Linked DNA regions of Mus musculus: all the other regions are linked to region 1. The links are chromatin loops, found by intact Hi-C in ENCODE. Cell type or tissue: heart. All regions are shown on one strand. Region 1 holds the start of Gm13470 (predicted gene 13470). Region 2 overlaps Gm30848 (a long non-coding RNA gene). Region 3 has its middle 23 kb from the start of Gm30792. Region 4 holds the start of Zeb2os (zinc finger E-box binding homeobox 2, opposite strand). Region 5 has its middle 4.5 kb from the start of Zeb2.

Region 1 (5,000 bases):
GAAAATAAAGACCTTGTGACATTTGAAAGTTTTGGTTCGCCCTGATTTAACTGTACACAGCAGTCTAACTACACAGTGCTTAGCAATTACTTTTATTACTTACTCCACCCAATGACCACATGATGTCAGAAACTTCATCTTTTTCCTGTCTCTATGGCTCTCTGATTCTCATAATCTGTTTCTTTCTTTCTCAAACACCAGAAACACACACACACACACACACACACACACACACACACACACACACACACAAACATCATCAAAAACGTCTTAGCCAACTTTACATGCAATAAGAAGTGTTCCATGCAGCACAAATAGCAAGTATTTTAAAGGACAGATATCATTGCTGTAACAAACACAAGCATCAGAGACCTGAAGAACTACATGTTTCTCTAATTAGAGATTAGGTTTGGAAACATCCACTTACACAGGGAGTCGGGAGGCTTTCTGTCCTGGCTCTGTGGCTCGTAGTTACTCTTGGAACCTTTGCCAATCCAAAGTTTCTTCACTGGTTAAAATGAGGCAACTGGATGGCTTCCACAGTGTCCACTGGGGATATCATTACACAGTTTTGTTTTCTTCCAAGAGTGCATGTAAGGAAGAAAAGCGACAGATCAGTAAGGAGACATAATTTGCTCGTCCCTAAATGTGTGTCTTTCCCGTAGCTCACACTCTTTGGAGTTGAGTCGCTGAGGGAGTGGCTGGATGCATATTTCTGTAAATCCTGGTTCTTGTACTTCAGACACAGGGCTCACTGAAAAGTTAACTTTGTTAAAGATTTTTTTTTTAAGTTCTTCAAGATTGATTTCTTCCTGTTATTGTTGGACATTTGCTTTCTCTGGTCATTTGGTAAATAAATGGCTCTGAAGGGGAAATAAACAGTGTTTTGTTTTTGTGCAACAAGGTTTATGTGTTAAGTTGCAGCCACAGCATGTACTAACAGCTTCAGTGGGTTGTGGGGACCAGGAATTCTTGACGGGGCAGGGCAGGGCAGGATGTCCTTTTCTATTGCTCCTGAGTCATGGAGGACAAATGCCGTTTCAGGAGCCCTGGACTGCTGATTGCAGTCAGCTTACAGAGGTTCTTAACCACTTCCCTAATCTGAGCAGGGAAGCAGCCTCAGGCTCTGGGAAGTATTCTAAAACATTCTGATTAAACGCTAAAGTGGTATTTACAATGCACCCCTCAAGTTTACACAGCCATTAAACCATATAGAGATAAGGAGAGCCTGAGACAGAGCAGAGTCCTTGACACACACCCTGTGCCTGTGTCTCAGGGACAGTTTACCAAGTATGTGTCCTGTGCCTGAGCTCCTCTGTGTTCGCTGCCCCAACCTCTGTGTTTGAAAAGGCTGGCCTTATACAGAGCATGCTCCCTTGTAGACACAGGGAGAAGATTGTGTTTCGATTCCAAAGGGTTAATCCCAGAGTGAATTCTTTGCGTGTGTAATTCAATACTTCATAACTGCTGAAAATTGGAGTCCACATAATTTATTTTCTTTGGTCGGGCACATTTGCCTCATGCTTGGCCGACGCTGACTTCAGAGAGACACACCTAAAACTCTCAAGGGTCCCACGTGGCCCATGTCAGTTGTACAGAGAGATTGTGGTACTTGGATGAAGCCCAAGGATTAGGTGTTCCTGAGAAGGTTTTCTTGGCTCTACAAAGCCTCAGGATGTCATGGGAATGGGCTGCACTCCCCTTTCCCCCCAAGAAGGCCACATATCAACTGGGTATCTAGCCACTCAGAGACAGGCTTTACACAAAGGTATACATTAAAATAAATAGAACATGCAACCAGAAAGAACCAAAAGAGGCGGCAGTTGCAAAGTGGAGACAGGAAACAATTGCTTCATTGTTGAGGCAGGGATCTTAGAAATGCAGAGTGCAGCTCCACCTACAGGACTGTTTGAAAAGTTGGAGCTTTTCACTTAAAATGCAGGACAGAAGTTTACAGGCTTTAGTCCCTTTTGCTTTACAGGGGCTTCATCTAAGTCACAAACCATCTACTTTCTTTTCTTCTTCTTTTTCTTTTTCTTTTTTCCTGAAGAGAATGAGTTGTCCTTTTGATGACAGGGTTAGAGAAAAGCACAAGTAATGCCTCTCTCCATCTTTCAATGTTCAATCTGTCCCTCTCATTTTCTTCAGCCTCCTTTTATTATTCCTCAGTTGGAAGGATGTGCATTTCAACCATACAGAACAAAGCCCAAGGCCGTGTTCAGATGAACACGGGTCTTGTTTTCCCTTCTCACCATTTGCCTTAAAGTCCAGACTTTAAGGTTTAAGGGCAGCTGCAAAGCTATCGAGGGTGTTAAAGCCAACTCCATACAGGCATACTTCCCTCTCACTCCCCACTTTGTTTTTCAGAGCCATGTCTGCCAGTTCAGTGGCTGCTATCTAATGCTATTTCAACAGGAGACCTGGGTTTTGGGAACAGATCCAGGCCATAGGAGAGACTTGATGGCTAGTGGAGTTAGTAATGGGATTTGGAGCCCTTCTTTTCTAGGTCACTGGTTTGAATAGAGCCCAGGTCAGTAATGACTGAGAGTTGTTGCCACCCAATGCCTACTCTTCTCCCGCTGACCTGGGGTTGCCTGCCACTCCATCTCAAGTGCCTGTGGCACATATGCACTAACAGCATCCATTGACAAGTTGGCTGTTACAAATGAAACGTGAGGCCATCCAGTTTCTGATTTGTGCAGAAAATGTGTCCATGCAGTTGACTGTTGTTAGTGATGAGAGAGAGAGAGAGAGAGAGAGACCCTTTCTGGTCACTCTGTGTTCCAGCTAATCTATTCTAAACTACTCTGACCACAAACATCTTATCCTTAGCAACTGTAAAGTAAAAACCCACAGAGAAACACGGAGCCGCAGAGGGCAAAATTGGCAGGCACTGATTCAGAAGGCCTGAACTGAAAACTCTTTTCTCAATTTCTACTGCCAGGTAGACCTTTAAAACCAATGCTTGCTAAAATTTCAACCATGTACTTATTAAAGTTTAAACATCAGCATCTTGTTTCTAGAGTTGATGTGAGTTTTGAAGAAATGATGGTCACATCATTTCTTTGTTTTTTAAGGGGAGACATACTTGCTTCAAGAGGACAGAGAAAATGGAGAGGCTGGGAATCTATGCTGCTGTGACAGTATGCAGCCCGGTCTTTTTTGGGTCCCTTCTCCGAGACAGTCTGTGGGATTCAGAGGCACTTAAAGAGGGAGAGTTTTCAGCTACTTGCTAGTCCCCTGGCCTCAGAGCTCAGCCAGTGCATACTTAGTTCTGTGGTGTCCCCAGGGTGTCACATTCCTTCCTCTGGGGCGTGGGAAGTTTGCTCCTCAGGAAAGAACTATGTATTCATAACCAATTGAGAATCTACAATTGTATTAAGATCCATTTACAGCAAGGTTCTATTTAAATTTCCTTTGTAGACCAGGTTTATAACAGCATTGATTTTAGTATACCAGTCAAATACAGGTGCTCACCACATTGCTGAGATATCAAATGAGAAGTTTCAACTAAAAACTAAGTTTTTAAAAGACACAGCAGAAAACGCTGAGCTTTGGTCTTACTTTACTGCTGATCAGCTAGTCTGTCTTTCTCCACTTGTCTGAGATAAACTTATTTAATTCAGGGAGGTTGTTTTGTGTTTGTTTCACTTCACTGATAAAACTCCTCTGCTTTTGATTTTTTTCATTTTGTAGGTTTGTTGATAACTATGGTTGCCTATGTTTTGCACGTAAGCAAAAGGCAGAGAGAGAGAGAGACAGAGAGAGAGGGAGAGAGAGACAGAGAGAGACACACACAGAGAGAGAGAGAGAGAGACAGAGACAGAGACAGAGACAGAGAGAGGAGGCAAGAGAGGAAGAGAAGAGAAGAGAAGAGAAGAGAAGAGAAGAGAAGAGAAGAGAAGAGAAGAGAAGAGAAGAGAAGAGAAGAGGTCAGTCATGAGCATGTGGAGGGGGGGGGGAGGTAATGGGAAGAGAAGGAGGAAGGGAAAGCAAGAGCAAGAGAAAGCAAGAGAGCAAGAGAGGAGCAAGAGAAGAATAAGGCGGTAAGCAGTCCCTTTTATAGTGAGTCAGGCATACCTGGCTGTTGCCACATACCTGTGGGGCAGAGCTTAGACAGAATTCTAACAATTCTCAGTGTTGATACAAGTCAGAAAGTAAGGGTGATCCCCTTGAGGTCTGTGCACTTGGCACTATCCCTGTTCCCACTGCATCTTCAGGGATAGCCCAATTCTTCCTGCACTATCTATATCCTGCCTTTTCTCAGTGGGACTGATGCTGCTCTGCTTACACTGAGCATCATAGAATCCCGTTCAGCCTAGAATTGGAAATAGACTTAATTTTCCTCTTTTTCTCTGATTTTGTGGTGGTGGAAATCTTAATTCCGTTTAAATCCCTTTGACATGGAACATTCTTCTCTTCTAGGAAACCACTTTCTTGTCCTGTCCTGCCTTTCTTTACTTCTGTAAAGTTTTATGTTAGTCAGAAATTAGAACTCTATTGGTAAGCAATTTGTGTCTCTGTGATTTGGAATCAAGTATAAAATGGAATCAAAAGATAAGTGCAGAAATGGAAAGGGCTGGTGAACATTTTCTGCTGCCCTATCTATCAGGTGGTTTCAGTCCATCTGGGTCAAGTATGTCTCTCATGACATTCACTCTTCTCTAATCTTCCTGATGCTTTTCTCATACATGATGGGCTTGGGGATTTATGTCACAGTCCAGTCTTGTTATGTCTTAGCTCCTATTGTCTTGAGACCCAGGAGGGGCTTAGCTGCTCAACAAGTGTCTGGCTTTTCATCCTTTGGACATGGTCGCTAGATCAAGAGCTATAAATTTTGCACCTGAACATAGAGGATACAGAAAATTATAATTTCCGTTTGTTAAGTGAGTAATTGAGATCAGATTTGAAAGACTAAGAGGGAGAAATACTATGTGAAGTATCGACAACTGAAATGTAGTTTTCCTTATGGAAAACATTAATAAGGGGCATCGGAAATG
Region 2 (5,000 bases), 870 kb before region 1:
TAACACCTCTGTGGATATGACCACTGCTTCACTTAAGCAACCTAGAAAATGGCCAGACTGTTATGTCTTCTATAGTTTATGAAAGAATGCAAAACCTCATATGTGTTATACACCTATATTATAAAAACAAAAAGTTATTACAACTGATTTCCTTGTTTTTTATGTTTTTAAGATATGATTATTAGAACAGTTAGGATGACTTTATATAATCTACATTTATTGGTTATATACTGTTTTGATTGATTAGTTGTATATGGTGATAGATAATGTTAGAAATATTTGATTGATTAGGGAAAATAAGACATCCTTACATATAGTGAGAAGATTCTTGAATTACAGATGACTTTATTTAAAAATAGGCATGGTGGCACAAACCTTTAATCCCAGCACTTGGTATGCAGAGGCAGGTGGATTTCTGATTTCGAGGCCAGCCTGGTCTACAGAGTGAGTGCCAGGACAGCCAGAGCTATACAGAGAAACCCTGTCTTGAAAAACCAAACCAAAACAACAACAACAAAAAAAGGTTGTTACCAATTTTTTTTTTCTGTTTTCTATTTTACTTTTATTATTTTAATCCTGGCCACAGTTTCTGTTCCCTCTACTCTTCCCCTTCCAACACACACACACACACACACACACACACACACACACACACACACACAGACACACACACACACACACACACACACACACACTCACACAGAGCACACTAATTTACTCTACCATTTCTCTTCAGAAAAGGGCAGGTCTCCATATATATCAACCTGCCATGACATATCAAGTTGCAGTAAGACTGGGTACCTCCTTTTTTTTTAAAATATTTTTTATTACATATTTTCCTCAATTACGTTTCCAATGCTATCTAAAAAGTCCCCCATACCCTCCCACCCCCCACTTCCCTACTCACCCATTCCCATTTTTTTGGCCCTGGCGTTCCCCTGTACTGGTTCTATTAAGGCTTGACAAATCAATCCAGTAGGTAGAAAAGAGTCCCAAAGAAAGATAACAGAATAACAGACAACTCTTGCTGCCACTGTGAGGAGTCCAACAAGAAGATCAAGCTACACAACTGTAAGATACATGCAGAAGAGTCTAGGTCAGGCCCATGCAGGCTCTCTAGTTGGAAATTCAGTCTCTGTGAGCACATACAAGCTCAAGTTGTTGTTTCTGTGAGCTTTATTGTGGTGTTCTTGACCCTTCTGTCTTCTACACTCCTCCTTCCTCTTCTTCCAAGGGATTCCCCAAGCTCCACTTTAAATTTGGCTGTGAGTCTGCATCTGTTTCCATCAGTTGTTGGGCAAAGCCTCATTGATGGCAATTGAGCAAGATGCCACTCTATGAGTATATCAGAATATCATCAGTATTCATTTCATTGATTTTTTTCTTTTTTCTATTCTTTTTAAATTTATTTTTTTAACTTATTTTCTTTACATCCCACTCACTGGCCCCTGATGGCCACCTCCTCCCACAACCCTTCCCCCATCCTTCCTTCCCTTCTCCTCTGAGTGGGTGTTGTTTTCCCTGGGTATACCCCAACTCTGGCACATAAAGTCTAAGTGAGGCTAGGCACTTCCTCTCCCACTGAGGACATACAAGACATCCCAGCTAGAAGAACAGACAGGCAAGAGTTTTTGGGATAGCCCTGGCTCCAGTTGTTCAGGGTTCACATGAAGACCAAGCTATACATCTGCTACATATGTGTGGGAAGCCTAGGTCCAGTCTATGTATATTCTTTGGTTGGTGGTTTAGTCTCTGAGAGACCCAAGGGTCTAGGTTAGTTGATTCTGTTGGTCTTTCTGTGGAGTTCCTATCCCCTTTGGGGCCTGCAATCCTTCTTCTTATTCTTTTGTACGAGCCCCCAAGCTCCATCCTCTGTTGGCTGTGAGTGTCTATATTTATCTTAGTCAGGTGCGGGGTGAATCCTCTCAAGGATAACATGCTCCTGTCTGCAAGCATAACAGAGTATCATTAATAGTGTCAGGGACAATTGTTTGCTCATGGGATGGGTCTCAAGTTTGGCCAGTTATTGGTTAGCCATTTCATTAGTTTCTGCTCTAGCTCCTGTGTCTGCATTTCTTGTAGACAGGACAAACTTTCAGTTGAAAGTTTTGTTCGTATGTTGGTGTCTTTATCATTCTGCCTGGCTACAGAAGGTGGACACTTTGGGTTCCATATCCCCAATGTAGTGAGTCATAGCTAAGGTTACCCCATTGATTCTTGGGCACCTCCCTTATCTCTGGTCTCTATCTCATCCTGAAGATGTCCCCCCACCTCATCATCTCCATTAGTTGTAGATTTTCATGGTCATCTAGCTTTCCCCACACCTGATCCTGAGCCTCTATTCCTTTCCCCATACCCTTCCTTCCCAGTTCCCTCCTCTCCTCTGCCTCTTATGACTATTTTATTCTTCCTTCTAAAAAAAACCACAGGTGCTAACCTAGACTACTATACCCAGCAAAACTCTCAGTCACCATAGATGGAAAAAACAAGATATTTCAAGACAAATCCAATTCAAGCAATATCTATCCTACATACAGAAAATACTAGAAAGAAAATTTCAAGTCAGGAAGAATAACTTCATTAAGGAAAACACTGGAAATAAGTAGTTCCATTCCAGCAAATACACACACACACACACACACACACACACACACACACACACACACACACACACAGAAACACCACCAATATCAAAATAACAGGAAATACCAAACACTGGTCATTAATATCTCTCACCGTCAATGGACATAACCCCCCCCCCAAAAAAAAAGACAAATGCTAACAGAATGGCTGCGAAAACAAGATTCATCCTTCTTGTGCATACAAGAAACACACCTTAGCTATAAAGGTAGACATTACCTCAGACTAAAGGGTTGGAAAAAGTTTTCCAAACAAACAGACCCTAGAAGCAAGCTGGAATAGCCATTCTATCATATAATAAAACAGACTTTCAACCAAGTTTAATCAAAAGAGACAGGAAAGGACATTTCATAGTCATCAAAGAAAAGTCTACCAAGATGATATCTCAATTCTGGACAATATGCCCCAAATACAAGGGCATCTACATTTGTAAAAGAAGCACTGCTAAAGCTTAAATTGCACATCCAACCCCACACAATAATAGTGGGAGCCTTCAATGCCCAACATTCACCAATTGACAGGACATTCAGACAAAAACTAAACAGAAATAATGAAACTAACAGACATTATGAATCAAGTGGACCTAGCAGACATCATGATTCATTCTTTCCTGGGTCAGCTTCTGGTTCCTGGCCTTCTGACCAATGTCAGGAGATGGCATGAGAGGAATCTCATGGCATGAGTCTCAAACTGGACCTATTATTGGTTGGCCACCCCCACAATTTCTGTGCCATCTTTACCTCAGCACACCTAGTAGGTAGGGCTAATTGTAGGTTGAAAGTTTTGTTTGGGTTGGTACCCCAATCCCTTCACTGGAAGTCTTGTCTGGTTACAGGCTGGTCCAGGATTTGTACCCCCCATTTCTAGAAGTCTTAGCTAGGGTAACTCTCAAGGATTCCTGGAAGCTTCTGTTGCACTAGGTTTGTAGTTCATCTCAGAGATGTGTCCCATCCCTGATTCCAGGATTACTTTGGTCTCTCTCACTACTCCCTTCCTCCATCAGGCAAGTCAACAAAGCAAGCATCTCTGTATGTTCACTAAATGGATAGTGGTAGAGACTAGAGATAGTACTTCTGCTATGTGAGGCGACATCCAATCCTGGCCTTCAAATATATAAAAAGAGTAATTATCTTAGAAGGGGTAAGTTACCATCTCCAAGTAAACTGCACACATGCAAAACTTAAATAAAATAAAATACATTTTAAAAAGGTTCCTAAAAAATATTTTCTCTATTTGAAGTAAATTGTTTTTCACTAGCCTCTTATACCCTTCAAAGGTTTACAGCACTGGTGCTGTTGCTCTTTGGTTCATACTCAATCCATGGTCTTTATTAAATATGAATTTTGTTATTTGTGCTCTTAACTAGCTGACTTACAACTTCATTTTTGGTTTTTATTAAATGTAAGTTTTATTGCAATCTCAATTCTAGATTATTGAGATGTGTTTGTATATTTATACTATATTGGCAAATGCTATCTCTCTTCCATTTTCATGTTACTTTATCTTTCTGTCTCCCTCTCTCAGCATCAACTACTACATCTTCAAAAACTGAGCAAATCTGAAGAACTACAATATATGTTTCTATGTATCAGGTGAGCAATATCTCAATGAGCAATAATCAAATGGCTATAGTTCCTTTTATATGAGATGAATTTAACTTTTATAGTCTTTGCAGAATACAACAAAGTGATAGAAGAATTGAAAGAGGTGGGGAGAAATAGACAATAGCAAATCAATGCCCCTTGGTTTCAATTCTTGCTGTGTTCCTACTTTTCATGTTGATTTGGACATTTAGTCAAGCTGAGTGTATATCTTGTTTTTAAGATTTGTTTTCATATTTTTAATGTAGTTCTCAAGAATCCAAGCTGCTTAATATAATGTATAAACATAGACAAAATGCTTCTTTTCATACTGTTGTAAAAACTCACTTTTACTAGTATTACTGAGACACTTTAAAAAAATTTCAAGGGCAATTTTGACTTCAAATTATTTTTATGCTACAAATAAGATGTGAAAATTTCAGCAAGACATAACTATACCATGACTGAACAACAGCAGCAAATCCCTACTTTAAATGTGAGTATGTAATATGTAATTTCACATGGAAATCAGAATGTATTTTTATTGTTTATTAATCTCCTAAGCCAGTAACTTTCTCACAAAATAGTTGTTATTGAAATCTGACTTATTACCTTGGATAATTTTTGTTAGCTGCTAGCGACTTTTTTCTTATATTTGTGGACAGAATTTTTTTTTTTCTTAAGCCACTTAACTTCTGCTGTTTTCCTGAGTCCTTTAATGAATGAATAGATATTCTCATAGACTTTCAGTATTTCAGTATGGAAGTGCGGGCAGGGTGA
Region 3 (5,000 bases), 930 kb before region 1:
AGAGATGGGTTTATGGTTTTATAAGAACGCAAGAGAATTTTGATACATATAGGCCAGGATCCTGCTTGTATACAGTGTCACAAAATGATAATAACAAATGTATTGTGATTCTTTAAAAGTAGAAATCAAAAGCTTTCTTACCTATGTCACTTTGTCCCAAGACTTTTTTATAAATGGAGTTCAAAATTGTAGCCTGTTAGGTATGAAGCCTTCCTGCTTTATAGACTGGGGGTTTAATTTAATTATCTGCTTAGTGACACACAGGCTTTGTTAAAAAAAAAACAACTTTGTGAGAGCTCAAATTTAGATAGAGACTTCTGGATCTTGTTGGTCTCAAGGGATGATGATTCAGATTCACTGTGAGATGGTTCAGGCTAAGGATGAAGCCCAGATCTCCATAGAAGGCAGTGGCCAAACCAGCTAACTAACACACTGACCACAGTTCAGCACTGTGGGAATTTCAAAATCAATGCTTAAAAGAATTAAATACATTCTCCTCTATTTTTCACTCATTCCTGTTCTATCTTAACTCCTCACATTCTTCTTTAGGGCCTGACTTGACAAATCCCCAAATGACAAAGATTAAGAGGGTACCTGTGTTAATTATGAAGTAGCAGAGCTGGAGATCGATGCAGGCAGTTTAGAAGTGACTCCCACATCCTCAGTTCTGTGTCTCCCTGTGTCTGTAACTTGGGAGAGTTTCTTTCCATCCGTAAACGTCATAACATTTGGTCTCACTTGTGTGGTGACCGTGAAGCTGGAACTTGTCCTCCAAATAAGGCAAACTGAAAAACGTGCTTAGCTTATAGATGAGCACACCCTTTGTTCAGTGGCCCTTATGGATGGAGTTCTAGGTTACAGTCATAGGAAGTGCATCACATATATGCAATACATCCAACACTTAATGACCTACTTTTGTAAATTATGGATTGGTTCAAATATGTACTATTTAGTGAATAAAAACTATTTGTTTTATGATAGTGAATTTATAGGATTGCATACTTCAGTGCCAATGTGGAAAACTCTAAATCAACTGGTTTGTTTGTTTGTTTGTTTGTTTATTTAGTATCATAATACAGTATTTAAAGATGACCCACTTTGCTTTAAAAGTGTATAAGCTCTAAGGCATCTCAGTGTACTTGGGACTGTGTTACCTGTTCTTCTCTTCAAATTACTGTCTGCATGATTGTCACTGTCTCCCGGTTCCACAAAGAACTCCTTGATGACATTTATCAGCCTCCGTTTTTAGACATGATTTCATTAAAAGCCATTCTCCTATAGTCGTTGTGCTCTCTCTGTTTAATGTGGTCTGTAGAGTTCATCAGATGTATGTGTTAATGGCATCAGCTGGGTTCAGGTTTCACTATAGCTGAACCTCTCTATTGTTAATCACTTAGCTAACATATGTCAATATCATAGTATGGAATGACACTCTCTGCAGCTCCTTTATATTCCTGTCACTGCCCTTTCTGAAAGATTAGAAAAGTATCGATTATCATTGTTAATTCAGAAGTGGTGGGTATGTGTTGGCTTCCCCTCACTAGAATACAACAGCACTCAACTTGGGTTAGAACCTTTCAACTTGCTCAGCCTTTTTTAGTGATTTTTTCTTCAGTCCTTCCTTTTCTCTCTTCGTTTGCTACTTTCACATGCAAAAACCAGGGGCTTGCAATTCCAAAAGAGGAGAGATGTTTATATCTTTCTACTTCAAGTCACATCCAACATTTCTCATCTTGAAGTGGCACAGCTAGGAGTAATCTTTGTTTGCTTTCTGCAGTGTTATCGCTCCCTGGGGACACACAGGGAGTCTAAGACTGGGTGGGAAAATGTTGTAGATTTGTACAGGATGTATATTGCACTTTAGAATTTTTGGCATACTGAGATAATTTTGATCCTCATATCTTATATTTGGTGTCCTTTGATAGCTTAGAGTTGAATAAAGTCTCTCTCTCTCTCTCTCTCTCTCTCTCTCTCTCTCTCTCTCTCTCTCTCATTCTTACTCTGTCCTCTTTAAGTCTGATGTCATTGTAAACAGAAAGATGAGGGCCTAATATTGAAGGGCTGCTAGCTTCAGGGTGAGTGGTGGGCTCAGCAGAGTGTGATGGTAGAGAGTCATTCCACTTCAAGGAGGATACTGCCCAATTTTTTAAACTTAATAGGATTAGTCATGGGAACTATTTTTAGCAGAAGTTCAACTTTATCCATGTATTTTAATGTGGGAAAATTGTGTCCTTTTCCCTCTGCTAATGTTTGATGTATTCCAGCCCTCCTGTGAGTGTGTTTGAGTATCTTAGGGGATCTGGAGTGGAGGAGAACTTCCTCTCAGATTCTCTCTGTTTTCTTTCGGGAAAATGACATTCCAAAGCTGTTTCACTTTCTGACAGGAAGTGGAGCCTTGCCAAAAATGATTAAAGTCCAAGAAAACATAACAGCCCCAAAGCTGCCGCAGTTCTTTAGGAGCCCAAGTTTGACATTGTGTCAAACAAACATGAAATATTGTTTAATAAATTTGAATAATACAGAGATAGGGGAAAATCATTCTTGGCTTATAGCAGTAGTGCTTTGTATTGAGTATGTAAAAGACTACCTACTCCTAACAAATTGAAATTAATACGTGAATACTCTTGTGTAAAGTTATCCCAGCTTGTGACTTCCTCTGTTATACTAGTTATCTATAAGAGGGAAAAAAAACTTGTCTGAATTATGTGTAAGTTCAAACAATTATGCATAGTGTTCAGGGAAATAACTCTGATAGTGCAATCCACCCCTCTCGTAGTACATAGTTTTCAAGAAAATATAAAAGGTACACAGTGGATTCATTGATAAATTCATTTATAACAAAAGAGTTTTATTAAAAGGGGTTAGATAATAACTTAAACTTAAGTTGATATTTGGAAAAATAAACCACCAAAACTTTATACAATTTCACTATATTCCCACCCAAGATAATTATGACCTTCCTCTATCAAATAAAGCTAAAAAAGAAAAAAAAACCCATAAACTTCTCTTATTAAAAAACTAACACCTCTTTTTTTTTAAAAAAAAAAAAGGAAAAGTTTAAAATACTGGACTTAAAACACACCTGAAAACTTAATCCTTATATTAAAAATTCTTATTTCTGTTATCTTTGATGTTACTATTCCAGGTGTATATTTGAAATATATGTTTTAATGAAAACTATTCAGTAATTTCTGTACTCACAGACACTCAACAAATCCCACAATTCATGATCACTATTTAGACATGTTAAATTGATTAGAGAAGTCATTCACTGTCATTGGGTACCATTTGTCACTTCATAAACAGCTGCAGTGTGCTGCCTCCAAATGCAGAAGGACCAACAAATAAATCACATCAAATGGTGGGAGTAGATGCTATCCTTTCATCTATAATTGGTATAGCCCTTTTCTGTCACATTTGCTCATTCTTATGATTCTAGTGTGGATTGACAGACAGGGAAAGGGCAGCCTCTGTCAAAGATGTTCAGAGAGTGTGTGTTCGGGTGATGTACCTGCTAATAGATATCCATCATAATATTACATTAATGTCACCATGCATCAAACATACAACTTACCCATCTAGGTATCTGATGTTAGACCCATAAGGATCTGTTCCCACAGGAAATAAGCTCTTAGCTTTGACAGGAAATTGATAGATGTCAAAGCAAAAACATGATTTACAGATACAAAGGAAAATAAGTGTACATTGCACATACCATTCCAGTGTGTGTAACTATAAAATTAGAAAGTTTAATTTCAGACACTATAATAAATATATATAGAATGGGATTTTTTTGCTAATTTCAATATACAATTCATTTTTAAGCAATTTTTTTCTTTTCTTATTAAACTAAAAGTAGCCACTGTTACAATTAATGCTTGGTATTATGTCCTAGATTAAGACTTTAATGAAAATCTGCTTTCTTGGAGGTCAAAACTCTTTCACCCTGCAATATCTATGTGTTTTTAGTGCATGTGTTCATGTATATATGCATACCACCATACACAGAGGCTTCTGTATATATTATGCAATAGAGTCATACCAACATTAAAAATTAACATAAATTAATGAAGACAATATACTTTCATAATGTCAAGTCTTTAAACACTGTGCACTTTGGGGAAATAGAAATGGCCCATGGTTGTTGCTGAACTGTCTCTCCTACATTGTGATCAACTTTGAGAAGATAATGTTTGTATCCACTCAACTAACTGGAAACTCATGTTGGAGAAGCTGTGTTATTTTTTTCAATCTGAATTTGCATGTGCTATCTCATTGTATTTCCATTGAATCATGATTATTTTGATTCCTATTTTATAGACTAGGAAATAAAGGTGGCAAGAAGATATTGTGCACAATATTGTGCCCCCCGTCCCCGTGCATGCTAAAGGAAAGAACCTATGGTGGTGAGGCTAGAATTGTTTGACTCTAAGTTGCTTTGCATTGTGTTTCCTTACACAATTGTGAAGCAAACAAGGTAGTGGTAGCAGGAAAGGCAACCACCATAGGTCTGTCTGCAAATGTACTGCTGTCCCCCACATGTCACATTTCTAAATGCTGGATTCAGAAGTGGCATATTTGGGAAGCTTCCTCCTACAGAACTCTAAGCTTCATCCCATGTCTAAGCTGAAGATCCCTGAAGAAAGAAACCAAGTAGGTGAAGGGTTTCTGAGAGCAGACGAAACCAGGCTAGACCAATATAGAAACTAATTGTTGAAATGGTTTCTGGTCTTACACTTAACTAGTTGAAATCTACTCTCCCTCCCTCCCTCCCTCCCTCCCTCCCTCCCTCCCTCCCTCCCTCCATCCCTTCCTTCCTTCTTTCTTTCCTTTCTACCTTCCTTTCTTCTTTCCTTCCTTCTTCACCCTTCTCTCTTTCTCTCTTTTTCTTTCTTTTCTTTATTTTTTCTTTCTGTCTCTCTCTCTTTCTTTCTTTCTTTCTTCTTTCTCTCTGTCTCTCCCTCCCTTCCTTCCTTCTTTCCTTCCTTTCTTCCTTTCTT
Region 4 (5,000 bases), 1.3 Mb before region 1:
TGCCAGGCAGCAATGAAGAAAAAAATTAAATTAAAAGAAAGACACACGCACATACTTAAAAAGAGGCAGCCTGAACGGAATCTTGGGGACCAGCTTGGAATATATTATTGTCCTTGTTTTTTTGTAATACTAAGCCAAGCAAACAGATCAAAGACAGCACAAAGAGGAAAGACAGGGCAACATAACGAACAGTTTTTGACTAAAATTCCTCTATCACCCATATGGCTCCCCACCTCCACCACAAAAAGCAAAAGACACACACACACACACACACACACACACACACACACACACACACACAGTGGCACGCACGCTAAGAGACAGGAGAGGAGAGAGAGGGAGATTATTTGTCTCTAAACAGAATCTTTTAGTCTTTGTGTTTTACTCCCTCCAGGACCCTAAACTCCCACACTGCACTCCCCCCACCCCCCAACCCTCTGCATGCGGTGCAGCATTGGGGCAGGCTAGAGGAGCGCACAATTGTCCTCTCTGGTGGAAAGTTGTTCCAAGTGGGTCTGAGTAGTACCCATCAGGCGCGGGCTTGGGGAGCGATCCCCGGGTGTGTGCTATCACCCTAGTGCCCAGCTCGGAAGCGTCTAGACTGCCCGCGCCCGGTAAGCGGGCTGAGAGCGAAAGGAGAATGAAGTTTCCTTTCCGATTCTGGGCTGGCGCGGCTGGATCGCTTGTTTGTTTTGAGGGGCTGTCCCCCCCCCCGTTTCTTTTCATTTTTTCCCTTTAAAACTCAGTATCCTCCGTCAGCATCCACCCCCTGCACCCTCTGTCGTCCCCCAACTCTCTCCCCTCCCCCAAGCGCCTTCTGCGCACTTGCCAATCACTTTTCTCTTTTATTCCCACGATTTTGTTTGAGGGTAATACCTAGGGGGTCTCTCTCTCTCTCTCTCTCTCTCTCTCTCTCTCTCTCTCTCTCTCACACACACACACACACACACACACACCACACTACACACTTTTACACAGCCCGTTTCCAAAATGGACCTAAACTCTCACATACACACCCCTTTAATCTGCCACCTCTGGTCTGCTTGTTCCCTCGCACCCCCATCTCTTTCCTCCTTCCTGACTCAGCCTGGATAACGGGCTCCTCCCGGCAGTGGAGGAGCAACTGCCGGGAAAAGTCTCTGTTCGCCCCGCTCTCTGGCCCGCAGCGGGCCCCGAGCCTGCTGCAGAGGAGCCGGGTCCCCAGTCCGCAGCTCCCGGCTCGTCCCTCTTGTCCCCCCACCCCCCGGTTCCCCGCGTCTGGCCAGGGCCCCGCTGCCCCGCGAACCGTTACTTGGCGCACAGAGAGGCGGCCCAGCGACTCCAGCAAGAAACTTTGAGGCTGGCGGAGAGGCAGCCTCGGGTCCCCTCCCTTGCCCTCGCCGCCCTCCTGCCACCCTCGCCCGCCCGCGCCCCGAGGTCCAGCGCGCCCGAGCGCCGGAGCCCCCGCCCTGCCCTAGCCGGCCGCTTCTGCCGCGGGGCCGGGGACCTGCGGGCCGGGGAACAGAGAGGGCGGAGGCAGCGGGGGTGCCGGGGCCGCAGAGTGGGGAGCAGGTCCGATCGGCAGCGCTCCGAGCCCCCCACCCCCACCCCCGGCGCCCGGCGCTCACTTGGCCCCGCACTTGCTCAACTCCCCCCCGGTCCAGCGGCCGCGCGTGGGGCTCCGGCGCTGGCCGCGGAGGGAGGCTCGCCCGCGAGCCCCAGGCGCCGCCACCGGCTTCCTTCTCCCTGTCCCCCCCTTCCCCCTGGTCTCGGGCCGCCGAGTGGCCCGGAAAAGTTTGGTTCGGGCCTCTTCTTACCGTTTTTCCTCCTGGGATTGGCTTGTTTGCGCCTCTTGCACCGGGGGCCATCCGCCATGATCGGCTGCTTCATTGATAAGAGCGGATCAGATGGCAGTTCGCATGGACTCGGCGCCCTGCTTCGGCAGCACGCAGGCTCGATCTAGCAACCAAACACAGCGACAATGTGGGCATCGTCCGCGCCCATTGAAACGCGCGCGGGCCGCCCAGGGGATCCGGGCCAGGGCCCGGGTGAGCACCCATCCGCGCCCCCAGCGCCAAAGCGAAACTTCGGCGGCCCCCTCCCCGCCCCCCACCCCCAGCCTTGGCCCCGAGGCGCTTTGTGTTGTTACTGTTTGGTGTGTTGCACTCGCGAGGGGATCAGAGACAAGAATTACATCTTCAAAATGAGTCATAACTCCTGACCGTATGAGGGAATGCACACGGCGGTACAGTAAGACTGCTTGACTCAAGGCTAGGCGGACCTCTTCCTCAGAAAAGTCCTCAGCCGGGCTCGGGAACTTGGAGAGGGGGTCTTTCGCTCTCATCTTTTCTCATCCCTCCTCCGACCCCCCCATTCCCAAGAGGGGAAAAAAGTAACAAACAACGCAAAACAGCCCTTGGATGAAGCACACTCGGGTAAATTGATAATAGTAATTACAGGAAGCCCACTCGCCCCGCGACCCCTCCCCTCCCCTTTGGAGTTTATCGAGGCACTGTCTCTTTCCCTACACCCTCCGCCCCCAAATTAAGATTTCCCATTTTACCCGGCAAAAGAAATATAATTATAAGCCTCTCTGGACATTGTTCCTCCCCCAACCTCACCACTTGGACAATATTTACTTAAGCCCCCCCCCCCCATACACACGTTTCCCCACACTGATTTCCTTAAATTCTTCCAGTAGATTGTTTTTTGTTTTTGTTTTTGTTTTCTTCCCCTCTCAAGAAAGGAAAGAGAAAGTCCGTGGCCACTATTTAAGTTGTTCTAAATGATCGTGTCCTTTTTGGCTTCGAAACTTTTGTACCTAAAAATCGAGGGAGGCGCTGCATTCTTTCAGCTCAAACTGTCAAAACTTGGAGAAGGGGAACCTCGGAGGCAGGCCGGAGAAGAGGAGAGCCCTGAAACTCCGCGGGGTGGGAAGACGCTGTGCCTCGAGGATTAGTTTAAACAGCGGGCTATAAAAGATGTAACAGATGCAAACTGTAACACAAGGGCCATTAACCCTTTCTCTGCCGCCCAGCACGCCCAGTCCCTACACCCTGCACCTATTGTCTCCGGTGCCACAAGCTTTGCGGAAAACCTGGAAAGTGAGTATCAGTTTCCGCACATTTGCTGAGCGGGGGTGAAGGGGGGCAGAGAGAAGGGGAAGTGGGTGTTGTAGGAAGCACTTTAAATTTACTTAGGCATACAGAGTAGGCTTTCCAGTTTGACACATTAAAAAAAAATACAAATATATCATTTTTTGATCTGTCCTACTAATTTGAAATTGTTGGGGGGGGGGGGTCCTGGAATAAAGAAATGGTCACACAAGCTTGTGGGATGAAACAGCTGTCTGTCTGTATTTCTGCTGAGACTTACAAACCACTGCATATAAAATATATATTTAATAAAATAAGTTGCTAGTTTTATGAGCCAGTGTGTGTGTGAGGGAAAGACATGGCATTTGTGCTGTAAACTTTATTTGTGAATGTTAGTCTTAACTCTGGAGTAAGCGATCTTGCCCTCATCATTACAGGGTTAGCATGTGAAACATGTAAGTAGGTGGGAGATAAACACGTTTATGTTAGCTGAGCTCAGCACTGTGCCTGTGACTCTTGAACTCCGACTTTTCAGTCCCAAAGTCTGGAATGGTGTGGTGTGGTGTGGTGTGGTGTGGTGTGGTGTGGTGTGGTGTGTGTGTGTGTGTGTGTGTGTGTGTGTGTGTGTGAGAGAGAGAGAGAGAGAGAGAGAGAGAGAGAGAGAGAGAGAGAGAGAGAGGAGTTCCATGAAAAATCGATGTGTATATTACTTGGTCATTTAAAATAAAATATCAAAAGTTACCCTAATTTTAACCCTATTATCCTGACAGCAGTTTTCTTCCCAGCTGTTGCGACCCCCCCTCTCCCATACACTTTGGTAAACGACTCAAGTTCCAAGAGAACTTTCACTTCTTTATTTATAATCACAGAAGTGAGGTGTTACTTCACACACACACACACACACACACACACACAAAGAATGAAATAAAGAAATGAAACTCGCTAGGCAGACAAAAACAGTCAAGTTTCTGCTTAGAAAACAGCCTTCTCCGGTGGGAAAGGTTAGACTAGTCTGCCAGATCTAAGAGAAGGACTTGCTCCCGAATTTGGTAGGTCTTTCTCGAATAAGTTTTATAATTATTAACAGGTATTTGCCAAGTTTTAATTGCTTGATATAATGAATTGAAAGTCGGTGTGAGAACAAAGCAGTAGAAACTCTCCACTTGATGAGTTTTTTACCCCAGCCATTCAGTTCTCAACAAAACTTTTCCTAGACTATGTAGCAAAAAACACCTTTGGTTACCTGAATGGACAGGTACAGGGCGAATTACTGGGGGAAGGGGAAAAAGGGAGAGGAAAGGAAAGAGAGAGTAAGGGAAGGCATGAGAAAGCAAAGAAGCCACTCTTGGGAAAAGAAAGCCTGCCACCAAAGAGCTAAAACCACCTGAAATTCCTGTCCAGAGACACCCGGCTCACTTCAGACTAACATTCCCACTCAAAATGAGAAAATTAGAGAGGGAGGGTGGGGGGCAAGAGCACCAAAAAAGGATAAAAAGAGGAGGAAAAGAAGGGGGGGGTGGGAAACCTACCTGTGAAGTCTTGTTTGTAGTTTTGGCCAGAAATGGTGAGAAGAAAAAGCATGAAGAAGCCGCGAAGTGTGGGGGAGAAAAAGGTGGAGGCGAAGAAACAGCTCCCGGAGCAAACTGAACAAAACCTCGCCAAGAGTGTCTGGAGGCAGGACCGTTATTCCTGCCGAGCAGGTTAGAACTGATCTCTTTTCGGCCACTCCAGGAAACACAAACCTGGGGACGGACTGACGTGTTACGCCTCTTCTAATGACATTTTTTTCTTTTTCTTTTCTGTAGGGGAGAGAAGAGAGACCCTGAAACACGCGCCACCTATCTTTGTGGGGAGGGATAATTGAAGCGCCCTGAGCGTGAGCATCATGTGAAAACGTGATCGCCAAGTTTCTCTCTGGGAAAGGAT
Region 5 (5,000 bases), 1.3 Mb before region 1:
GTTTTACGGAGTGACTATTGGCAAGCCCCTTCTGCAGGCACCCAGGTAGCTACTGGACGTCTTTTTAGTCCAGACACACCAGTGCAAAGGCACAATGAGACTATATGGCAAGTCGAACAAATAGCTACAAACCTCTGACCTTATCATGGATATAAAATATCTTCTTACTTCAGATCTGACAAAATAGACCATTAACTATTTCAATTAAAAACACCTAATTATCTGATTACCTTAGACTCATTCATCTCTCCAGTGCCAAAAGGCGGCCCCCAATAGTTAGCACTGAGTTTCGACTTTTCCCATATATTGGTATGGAAAAAAAAAAAACAGATCAAAACAAAACAAAACCAACTTCAATTTTCTAGGTTCACATGGAGGTGGACGTTTGGGTAGTGGTACAGGGAAGATCGCGAGGGCTGAGAGAGGGGCTAGGTTGCCCACTGCCCTTGCTTGGCACGCCCCTCCCCAAGCTTCTGAGCGAGAGAGTGTTCCCACCATCGCAGAAGCAGCGGAATCAGAGGAAGCTGGAATATAAATTTGTTCGGAACACTCCCTCAGTTCCAGGGCCAGGTCAGGGACAATGGGGACCGTGGGATCCACATAATACAGGAGCGCAGGACGAAAAGTCCAGAGGGGACCAGGGACAGCTCTGAGGCTCCTCACGCAGCAAAACAAGTCCAGCGAAGGAGGACTAGCTCCTTTTTTGGACTGTTTTCCCGTTAATAATCCACTTCGAGATTAGCGCAGGCGAAGGGGATTAAAACAACAGATACATGCAAATGTGAAATAATATTGACATCGACATTGGAGGGGAAATAATTCTTGAGGCTTTCCTTGGATAAAGTCAACTGCTCCTCTTAGGACTCCCCCCCCAAGCCCCCCACCCCCGGCAGGGTGAGGAGGACACCCTTTTGTTTTCCAATTCCCGGCAGCCAGACCCGGAGCCTGTCCCCCCATTCACCTCTCAGTCTGTCAATTTCCTTAACTTTCACAGCCGCTCCCCACCCCCACTCCTGCTGGCCCAGAGGCCCGAAGAGGTTCTTTTCTGCCCTTGAACACACAAGCCGAAGAAAGAATTCGAATTTGGCCACAGCTAATGATTTTTTTTTTTTTTTAAAGCAAATTGTGTTTATTTTGTACCATGTGGAGGGGAAAAAAAAAAAGGATTCTTTTCTGGTTTAGAAATGGAGCTGGTCTTTCATCTAAAGGAATTGTTTCAATCCTGTAGTGCTATGCAGGACGTGGCTAACCTAACTTCGTTTAGAGTTGCGAGCAAAGGCTGATGATACCCGGGACCCCTGGATTAGGTGTGTGAGGGCACGGCGGGGTCTAGGCAAAGCCAAACGGTTTTCTCACGTGCAAACTCGCAATCCAATCCATTCGGAGTTGAGCCTAGGATAGGAGGGGAAAGCCTATTTAAAAAAAAAAAATCGGGAGCATCTCAGAGAAGCCCTTTTCAAACAAAACTAAAACAGGACCGGAGAGCCCGCGACCGTCCCTCACCTCCCCGCTGCGAGGCCCGCGGGCTGTGGAATCTCGCACGTCACCTGGCCCCAGCGGGGCGGCCAGCTGAGGATTTTATTTTCCTATTTTATTTGAAGTAAAGGCTTCATCTCGGCTTTGGGGGTGTTTGCCAACGTCTCTACTGACAGGAACCAGCAAACTTCAGGACTCAAATGAGCATCTTAATTTATTGATGCAAAGCAGGTCTGCTCACAGATCCCCCATCCCCGGCGCTCTCCCCCCCACCCCCCCACCCCCGCGAACTTCGCTCCCTCTGTCGGTCCCGGAGCACGTGGGGGGGGGGGGAATCGGCGGCCCGCACCCCCCTGCAACACCCGACCCCGCCCTGGTACCGCGCGACCCCCGCCCCGCTCCCGGTCAGCTGACCTGGCTCGCCGGCCTGCTCCCCGCCCGCCGCCCTGTTTCCGGTCCCCCGGGTCCGCGAGCCCCGCTCCGCGAGGAAGCCGCGGCGGCCGGGAGGTGATGCAGGGGGCTGATTATCATGAGAAAGGCTGTGCCTGGAAAAGCCTCCTCCACGCGACTGTCAGTCTCACAAAAGGGGGGTGGTGGTGGTGGTGGAAGAAAAGGGGCTCTGGAGGAGTCACCAGAAAACTTGCAGCAAGTTAGATGCGACGCAGGCCCGAGGAGGTGGCTTTCGCCTTAACTTGGAAGGCTGGGCATTAAGGGTGCGGACGCCAACAGCCTCGCCTGGGGATTGGAAACCCAAATCTCCCTCCTCCCTTTCCTCTTGCCCTCCTTTCAGCCCTCCCTGCCCTTTATCCAGATTTTCTTGCAATTCTGTCGTAATTGCATTTTCTACATTCTCGTTTCTTTCTATATTTCTTTTGCAATCTCATTTCCCCCCAATTTACCTTCTTTGTAAAAAAATTTTTGGTGCCTACTTTATACGTCCAGATTTATCAGTTCGTTTTCAAAACAATGTTTAAAATGCAATTAATCTACCAGCAGGAGGTCAGGGACACCCTGACTAAAATAACTCCTGGGTCTTAAGAGACAAGTTCGCCAGGTGTCAGGAAAAAGTAAAATAATAATGAAAATAAATGAGTATCTCAATGACTATAACAGCTTATTACTCTCTATTATTATATCAGCTCTCACAGATTTTTTTTAAAAAAGATATAATCTTTCTGGAAAAAATACGAAAGTATTTGACAACGAGAATCAGTATAATTAAGGCAATATGCAAATTGTTCGTACTTATAAATAAATTATTTTAATCATGCTTATCAGACTTTAGAAATAATAGTAGGTAAATTCAAGAAACAAACTGGGTTTTCTTCTCATGATTATTAGAAAGTGGAAAAAAAAACCCAACAAAACAAAACAAAACCAAAACCTCCCAAAGCTGTCTGTCTGCCCCCCCCCCCCCCCAACATCGACTGATCAATTCAGGGAGAAGCAGCCTGTTGTGCATTCTGTTTAATTGCTGAGCAGCAGATCCACACCTTGGGTTTGCTGCTTGCTTTCCTGGCCAGGTTGCTGTCCATTTCCTAGCAGGTGAGTGAACGTGAGAAGTCCGATGCCACAGATTGGCTACACTTACACTTTTCCTGATGATGATAATTACTGCTCTTTCCTACACTTGTAACACATTTGTAGCTCTCCTATTAAAAATCAGAGCTTGCTCTTGTTTACAATTTGTTTACTTTACTGAATTTTTAAAACTTGTTACAAGTCAATTGAACATGTACATTAAGCCCCTTTTTTAGGCCAAGAAAAATAAAGATGCATTAGAAAGATGCCTTTTAAGCTTCATAATTATTAATTGACATTTTATGATGAATAATTAATCATCTGAATAATTTTGGTATCTCTGATCTGAACACATATTTGCATATCTAATGCTTGATTTTTAAAAATGTGTCTTTTAAAGATTCATTCTTTCAGGACAAAGAAATAAAGTGATATTTTAAAATGTAAAATTTTCTGCACTTGTAAAAGTTTGTTATGCTATTATATTCTTTCTAGAGATCCATAAAACTTTTTAACAATTTGTAAAACATTTATGTAGCAAGCACATTGAAACACATGGCAGCTGTACAATTAGGAAAACGATCTCTATGTGAAATCAAGTAACCGTTCTTCCTAAATTCACATACGTGCACTAATTATGCACCATATATCCTTACTGAAATGTGGTCATTGAACTTCTTGGTTGATTTACTATAGCATAAGCAGGCATATGAGGCATTTGACAAACAACTCAAGTTTGATATTTAGATAAGTTTTCATTTTTTAGTTATTAATGCGTAGGATGGTTGAAGTTATTTAAAAATGATTAAGCAAGTCTGTCCATTCTATTTTTATGATGCTGAAGTTCAAATGTCTATGTAATTATTCTTTTCATGATCGCAAGCAATCTACTCTAAACTTGTTTATTTCCAGTGGGTACACTAACGGCACCTATCCCTCAGAATTAACTGAAGTAAAGCATGAAGCTTTGCTGTGTTGTAGTTTATTATAATGAACCTTTGGACAAACAGTATTGAACATCCAGGCCAGATAAAGCTAGTACCAAGTAGTTTCGAATGTGGTAGGATTTATCATTACTTATGATTTTTCTAGGATTGTCCAAAGGATGCCTAGCCACCAACGTACAAATAAATGGAGCATTTTCTTTCTGCTAATTCAGCAGTTAATTTATTATATTCAATGTGGTCCTAATTTGGTTATAAATATCAGATTCCTTTGAAAAGGAATTTAGCCCAAATGTCTGAATGTGAAGTTTCCTGTGTTCTGTAATCACATACTGTCTTTGAGTTTAAAGGTTAAATGTGCAAAAGCCCAGAAGCGATCTTAAGTAAGAGTCAAGAGTAAAAGGAGACAAACTCACAGATTTGGAGACAAGGAGTTTGGCTGTCACAGTGCTTTGCTTTGAGACCACTCAGAATGATAACCAACATTCCCGTCGGTTATTGTGGCCCGAGCTTTAGATTTGCTCCAGCATCTACAGTGGGGACGAAAGTCAGTTTATAAACTGGAAAATGAATTCCCCTACTCTCTTAAATGTCCACAAGGCCAGAGTTTCTTTTTGATGCAAAGCTGAAAAATCAGTGCAATTGCGGGATGGGAAGTCCTTCAATATTTAGTCAGAACACTAAAGGCTTTTTGTTGTCTTTTAAGACCTTTAGGAGCATTTATAATTATTTATCATTCTTAAAGGGTCCTTTAATTGTCTGCTTTCTAAATTTTTTTTATTAGTTATTTTCCTCATTTACATTTCCAATGCTATCCCAAAAGTCCCCCATACCCTCCCTCCTAATCCTCTACCCACCCACTCCCAGTTCTTGGCCCTGGTGTTCCCCTGTACTGAGGCATATAAAGTTTGCATGACCAATGGGCCTCTCTTTCCACTGATGGCCGACTAGGCCATCTTCTGATACATATGCAGCTAGAGACAGGAGCTCCAGGGGGTATTGGTTAGTTCATACTGTTCCACCTATAGGGTTGCAGTTCCCTTTAGCTCCTTGGGTACT

What was found. A loop is a pair of places that touch in the nucleus more often than their neighbours do. Peaks named below come from ENCODE experiments on the same cell type or tissue, not always from the same donor. Only the 100,000 strongest peaks of a DNase experiment are listed, where the experiment ranks them.
Region 2: it touches region 1 in a loop (5-fold over the local background); 3 of 42 quality-filtered maps call a loop at or near these places.
Region 3: it touches region 1 in a loop (3-fold over the local background); 3 of 42 quality-filtered maps call a loop at or near these places.
Region 4: a loop joins it to region 1, with 9 times the contacts of the local background. A loop is called at or near these places in 19 of 42 quality-filtered maps.
Region 5: a loop joins it to region 1, with 9 times the contacts of the local background. A loop is called at or near these places in 19 of 42 quality-filtered maps.

The regions. Positions count from the first base shown.
Region 1 is chr2:46,442,223-46,447,222 of GRCm38, forward strand. Gm13470 (predicted gene 13470) reads right to left here and starts at 683. Exons shown (of 3, transcript NR_166211.1): 1 at 428-683. In heart, CTCF peaks have their summits at 1,901 (motif pointing left) and 3,320; DNase peaks (open chromatin) are centred at 519, 1,039, 1,529 and 3,269; H3K27ac peaks cover 1,744 bases.
Region 2 is chr2:45,574,850-45,579,849 of GRCm38, forward strand. Gm30848 (a long non-coding RNA gene) reads left to right here. Exons shown (of 3, transcript XR_374345.3): 2 at 4,165-4,232. Among named protein-coding and RNA genes, the nearest start is that of Gm30848, 4.6 kb to the left of the region's middle. In heart, no CTCF peak of the experiment used is centred here; no DNase peak of the experiment used is centred here.
Region 3 is chr2:45,512,682-45,517,681 of GRCm38, forward strand. No RefSeq gene overlaps it. Among named protein-coding and RNA genes, the nearest start is that of Gm30792, 23 kb to the right of the region's middle. In heart, no CTCF peak of the experiment used is centred here; a DNase peak (open chromatin) is centred at 2,360.
Region 4 is chr2:45,108,220-45,113,219 of GRCm38, forward strand. Zeb2 (zinc finger E-box binding homeobox 2) reads right to left here. Exons shown (of 10, transcript NM_015753.4): 1 at 4,604-5,000; 2 at 1,797-1,938. The coding sequence starts at 1,869. It overlaps Zeb2os (zinc finger E-box binding homeobox 2, opposite strand), which reads left to right and starts at 2,919. Exons shown (of 3, transcript NR_110572.1): 1 at 2,919-3,083; 2 at 4,624-4,774; 3 at 4,880-5,000. In heart, a CTCF peak has its summit at 4,909; DNase peaks (open chromatin) are centred at 542, 1,262, 1,932 and 2,972; H3K4me3 peaks cover 5,000 bases; H3K27ac peaks cover 5,000 bases.
Region 5 is chr2:45,115,310-45,120,309 of GRCm38, forward strand. It overlaps a transcript of Zeb2 not described here. Among named protein-coding and RNA genes, the nearest start is that of Zeb2, 4.5 kb to the left of the region's middle. In heart, a CTCF peak has its summit at 2,458; DNase peaks (open chromatin) are centred at 572, 982, 1,422 and 2,032; H3K4me3 peaks cover 2,536 bases; H3K27ac peaks cover 2,154 bases.